Linked DNA regions of Homo sapiens: region 1 is linked to region 2. Evidence: read pairs that join two places in POLR2A ChIA-PET (ENCODE). Cell type or tissue: GM12878. All regions are shown on one strand. Links, peaks and the distances in the headings refer to the core of each region. The heading gives the core; the rest is flanking DNA.

Region 1 (2,917 bases), core at 228-2,727, 62 kb after region 2:
CCCAAATCTGCTTTTTCCACAGTCTTCCCCCCTTATACATAAGCTCCAGCCAAATTGGCCTGCCTGTTGTTCTTAAACATGGCAGATACATTCTTGCCTGAAAGCCTTTGTACTGTTTCTTCTACCTAGCACACACTTTTCTCGTGTATTCATATGATTCACTCTGTTAGATTTCTGCTAAAGTGTCACTTTATCTGACATCTCTTGTCTTAAATGTCCCTGACCACACAAATATAAAAGAGAAACATTCTATCCTCACCAAATTCCTGTCACCCTTTGCTTAAAACTCCCCATTGGCTTCCTGTCTCACATGGTGTCATCCAAAAATATATTTGGTCTTTATTTCTGATTGCTGACATAGAGCCCTTTAAAACCCTTGGAATTTGAGTCATAGGAGTGCCTTTTGTTACTCATAATGAGCCCCTTTCAATCACACTTGTGTTTATAGTAATGAAATGACTTAAGACGGGGACCCTACATAGATAGCCTCAGGATTGGGGGCTGGTCACCACAAAGACCCAAGTGATTAGAAAGTTGAAACTTTTGGCCCCACCAATCTGCAGGAAGGGGAGAGGTGGGTGCTGGAGATTTAGCTCCGTAAGAACTCTTGAACAACTTGATTTGATGAGCTTCCGGGTTGGGGAATACATTGACTTATTGGGAGGGTGGCATGTTGAGAGAGGCACGGAGGCTCTGCACATCCCTCTGCCTTAGTAGCTTGCCCAATGCATCTCTTCCATTTGGTTATTACTGAGTTGTATCCTTTATAATTGATAACTGTAAGTAAAGTGTCTTTCTGAGTTCTGTGAGCCATTCTGGCAAATTATCAAACCTGCAATGGAAGTGCTAGGAACCCACAATTGATAGCCAGTCAGAAGAACAAGTGGCTCAGGACCTGAGATTTGTGTCAGGAGTGGGGCCATCTTGTGGGACTCAGCCCTTAATTTGTAGGTCTGCACTGATGGTGGATAGTGTCAGAATTGAATTGTTGGACACCACCCAGTTGGTCTCAGAGTTGGAGAATTGGTTGGTGTGAGAAAATAACTCAGATTCAGTAAAAGCTAAAATCTTATAGTGGTCTAATTCTCCTTCTTGCCTATTGTATAGTCCTCCTTATTCCTCAAAAACATGGGGCAAGCTTACTGCATTAGGATCTTTGCACTCACTCCCAATGCCTGGAATGCTGTCCCCCCAGATACCTGCATGTCTTGCTCCTTGCCAAAATTTCATGACACCTTCTGTAACTGTCCTATTTTAAATGGTTAGCAGCCCCAGTTCTGCAGTCTGTTTCCAGTCCTTAGTTTTATCTATATCACTTTATTACCATCTGACATTCTGTACTTTGTTCATTCATTTTGCACCCCCTTTTCCCTATGAGAATGTAAACTCCTTGAGGGCAGAGATTTTTGTCTGTCTTTTTTTTTTCTTCTAATTTTATATCCCCAGCACTTAAAGCAGTGCAAATCTTATGTTGGGCCTCAGTAAATAGGCTGAATTAATGAATAAGTGAATGGAAGATAGATGCAAATAAATTATTCAGAATGAAATCTAAAGAGACAATGGGATAATAAATATTAAAGAGAACTTAAGATACCTGGAGAATAGAGTGAGAATGTCTAATACATCTAATTGGAGTTCTAAAAGAATATAATAGAATAGGGAAGAAGCAGTATTGATTTCTGCAGATGAGTATGAAGAAGATAACCTAACAGAAAAGTGAATCAAAGATATAAATAGACATTTTACACAAGAAGAAATATAAATGTGTCATAAAACATATGAACATTGTACCTTCTTAGTGCAAATAAGAAAAAAGATAATCTTTCATGCTAACTAGATTGGCAAAAATTAAAGCATAGATTAATATTAAATATTGATGAGGATATGGGCTGGCACAGTGGCTCACACCTGCAATCCCAGCACTTTGAGAGGCTGAGGCAGGCGGATCACTGGAGGCCAGGAGTTTGAGACCAGCCTGGCCAACATGGTGAAACGCTGTCTCTACTAAAAATACAAAAATTAGCTGGGCATGGTGGCATGTGCCTGTAGTCCCAGCTACTCGGGAGGCTGAGGCACGAGAATCACTTGAACCCAGGAAGCGGAGGTTTCAGTGAGCCAAGACTGTGATCCTGCGCTCTTGCTTGGGTGACAGAGTGAGACTCTGTCTCAAAAAAAAAAAAAAAAAAAAATAGGATATGGCTCAACAGTAAGTCCCATTCATTGTTGAGGGGCTGATAAATTGGTAAAACTGTTTTGGAAATCATTTTGCCATTTCCTGAAAAAGCTGAACATATACTTTCAGCGGTTCTATTCCTAAGCATATAACCTGGAGAAACTCTTTTTTTTTTTTTTTTTTTTTCTTTTGAGACAAGGTCTCGCTCTTTTCCCCAAGCTGGAGTGCAGTGGTGTGATTTTGGCTCACTGCAACCTCGACCCCCTGAGTTCAGGTGATCCTCCCATCTCAGCCTCTTGAGTAGCTGGGACTACAGATGCTCACCACCAGACCTGGCTAATTTTTGTACTTTTGTAGAGACAGGGTTTTGCCATGTTGCCCAGGCTGGACTCAATTCTCCTGTGTCCGCCTCCCAAAGTGCTAAGATTACAGGTGTGAGTCATTGTGCCTGGCCCAACCTGGAGAAACTCTTGCATGTGTTTTTACACCAGAATATGTGCCCAGAAACATTTGTGTAGCAATGTTCTTTAGCCAAATCTGAAAACAATCTAAATTTGGATTGTGGTAATTTTCTATTGCTGTTGTGACAAATTGCCACAAATATAATGACTTAAAAACAATATAAATTTATTATGCTGTAGTTCTGGGGGCCAGAATTCTGAAAATGGGATTTACAGGGTTAAAATCAAGATGTCAGCAAGGTTGCATTTCCTTCTGGAGGCTTCTTTTCAAGCTTCTAGGTAT
Region 2 (2,917 bases), core at 284-2,783:
TCACCAACTTTGGGCTCTGTCCTTCATCCAGTGACTCTGCCCACTTAATCCAGTTTTAGCAAGAACCCTGCTGCATCAGTTTAATGAAAATCCTTCACACTTGCTATCTGACCATTCTTTTTGTTTTTGTTTTTGAAATGGAGTCTTGCTCTGTTACCCAGGCTGAAGTGCAGTGGCGCAATCTCAGCTCACTTCAACCTCCGCCTCCCGGGTTCAAGTGATTCTCCTGCTTCAGCCTCCTGAGTAGCTGGGGTTACAGGTGTGTGCCTCCATGCCTGGCTAATTTTTGTATTTTTAGTAGAGACAGGGTTTCTCCATGTTGTCCAGGCCGGCTCCAACTCCTGACCTAAAGTTATCCGCCCCCCTGGGCCTCCCAAAGTGCTGGGACCACAAGTGTGCACCACCATGCCTAGCCTATCTGATCCTTCTTGATATCTGATCAAACTCCTTATCCCCCACCCTCAATATCTTGTCACCCTTGCCTGCCTTACACAGTAATCCTGCCAAGGTGGTTTAGCCGGAATCCCAACTTATCCCTGGTGTTTTCTCTTAGTAATTTTCCCTCCACTGACACTCACCATACTCCTTGGCTATAAATTTCCACTGGTCCTTGTATTCAGGGTTGAGCCCTGTTTCTCTCCCTTACTACAAAACCCCATTGTCAGAGCCCACCTTGAATAAAGTCTCCCTTACCATCTTTAACAAGAGTTGTGACTAATTTTTTCTTTACAAGTCAAAAGATTGCCAATGGAAAAATGTGACTGAAACATGACCTCCTATAATGGACATGTATTGGGTTTGCTAAACCAATATACTTTTCTTGTCCCTCTGGGGTACTACCATCCCCAGCTGCAGGTGGTCTTAGTGGAACTTAGTGAATGTGGACAAGTGAATCAGAGTAGGCCAAAATTAAAAGTCTGTTCTGAAATTGAACCTTGAGGATTCAAACCAAGAATGAAAAGGGACTGTTGGTGTTCCATTATTCTGATGACCCATTGATTCTTGCTTTCTTGGTCCCTAGATCTTCCAAACTTCCTTTCTTTCTTATGTTTTATTTTTTTAGAGACAGGGTCTTGCTCTGTTGCCCACACTGGAGTGCAGTGGCTCCATCATAGCTCACTGCTGCTGCCTCAACCTCCCAGGCTCAGGCGATTCTCCCACCTCAGCCTCCTGAGTAGCTGGGACTACAGGTGCATGCCACCATGCCCAGCTAATTAAAAAAAATTTGTAGAGACGGGGTTTCACAATGTTGCCCAGGCTGGTCTCAAACTCTTGGGCTCAGGGGATCCTCCTACCTTGGCCTCCTAAAGTGTTGAGGCTACAGGCGTGAATCACCTGGCCCAGCCACTTCCTGCCTTTCTGAAGATAATGACCACTTGTTTGAGTCTATTGTTTGCAGAGTGTCTCTATAATGACCTCTGCGGGCCAAGGTGTGGAGCATATGATAAACCTCTGTAAGTTTTTAAAAGATGCCTTTGTCCCTGTCGTACATGACCATTCAAGATAGAAGGGTCGGGTGTGGGTGGGAGATGATTGAAAAAAGGTGAAGTTCTAGCTACTGGGTAGGCTTACTGAGCGTGTGATGGTGGGGGAGGAGCAACACTCAGGTACCTGGAGAGGGAACACCCTTGACCCCAAGTGGTGTCGGGGAGGGATTGATGTTAATGATCTTTTGCCTTTCAGAAATGTACCTCAAGCCATCCTCACCTAGGAAAATGCCCTGGTGCAGGTCTCCTAAACCCTGACAAGCCCTTGACATTTAACTGACTATTGTACCTCCCATCCCCTGCCAGATAGCTCTAACCATGGTTTGATTGTCATGCCTCTTCATCTGACCAAAAAGGCCACTGCAGGGGATGGCCCAACTCCTGCACCTCCCACACAAAACACCTGTCAACACCTGTGGTCATCTTCCCCACCCTATTTCTGTAGATGTTGCTTGGTCATCCCTTGGGTAGATGAACACTGCCTGGTTGGTGATGTGGACAAACTGGATAAACTGGACTTGAAGCAAAACAAGGACTAGACTCAATTATTCACACTAAGCTGGGAACTCTAGGGTTTTCAGCCTGCCAGGAAGCCATGTTGGAGGCACTCAACCTATGCCCTTCAACTGATATGGGTCTTACTTGGGGGATCCCAACAGTTGTTACTTTTTTTCCCAGGGGCACCATGTGGTCCCCTGACACTGCACTTCTGGTGTGGAAGCTATGCATTAATTTGTCTTCCTTCCAAAATACATGGATTTGTATTTTAGGGGTGGGCCTAAGAGACCTTAAGAGTATTTAAGAAAACACCACGAGGGAATTAAGTAGCCCTAAGGTAACTGCAGAGATCTCTCCAAAATGAAGCTATTCTTGGTGTCTTGGGGGAAACTTCCAGGGGGATAACTGACCCATTTTATTTATTTATTTATTTATTTATTCATTTATTTATTTATTTTTCGAGACAGAGTCTCACTCTGCTGCCCAGGCTGGAGTGCGGTGGTGCTATCTCAGCTCACTGCAACCTCTGCCTCCCAGGTTCAAGGGATTCTCCTGCCTCAACCTCCTGAGTAGCTGAGATTACAGGCATGCGCCGCCACGCCCAGCTAATTTTTGTATTTTTAGCAGAGACAGGATTTCACCATGTTGGCTAGGCTGGTCTTGAACTTCTGACCTCAGGTGATCTGCCTGCCTTGGCCTCCCAAAGTGCTGGGATTACAGATGTGAGCCACCATGCCCAGCCAAGCGACCCATTTTAATGCACACATTACAGTCTGTTTTCTCTACCATGGGAGTCATCTAGTTAGAAAAAGTGGTACAAATTTGTCCCCGACTTTAATTATCACCACTTTGGACCTGTCAGGTCAACCTGGACGCATCAGCCAGGTGTCAGAATTGCTCTCGGTTTCTTTCTTGTGGGCCAAGGCAGAGAC

The links. Peaks named below come from ENCODE experiments on the same cell type or tissue, not always from the same donor. Only the 100,000 strongest peaks of a DNase experiment are listed, where the experiment ranks them.
Region 1: POLR2A ChIA-PET joins it to region 2 with 7 read pairs; 6 of 35 experiments call an interaction of 5 or more read pairs at or near these places.

The regions. Positions count from the first base shown.
Region 1 is chr1:236,273,253-236,276,169 of GRCh38, reverse strand. The region is part of intron 1 of ERO1B (endoplasmic reticulum oxidoreductase 1 beta); the gene reads left to right. Among named protein-coding and RNA genes, the nearest start is that of ERO1B, 7.2 kb to the left of the region's middle. In GM12878, for the core only: no CTCF peak of the experiment used is centred there; no DNase peak of the experiment used is centred there; H3K4me3 peaks cover 506 bases; H3K27ac peaks cover 410 bases.
Region 2 is chr1:236,335,339-236,338,255 of GRCh38, reverse strand. No RefSeq gene overlaps it. Among named protein-coding and RNA genes, the nearest start is that of ERO1B, 55 kb to the right of the region's middle. In GM12878, for the core only: no CTCF peak of the experiment used is centred there; no DNase peak of the experiment used is centred there.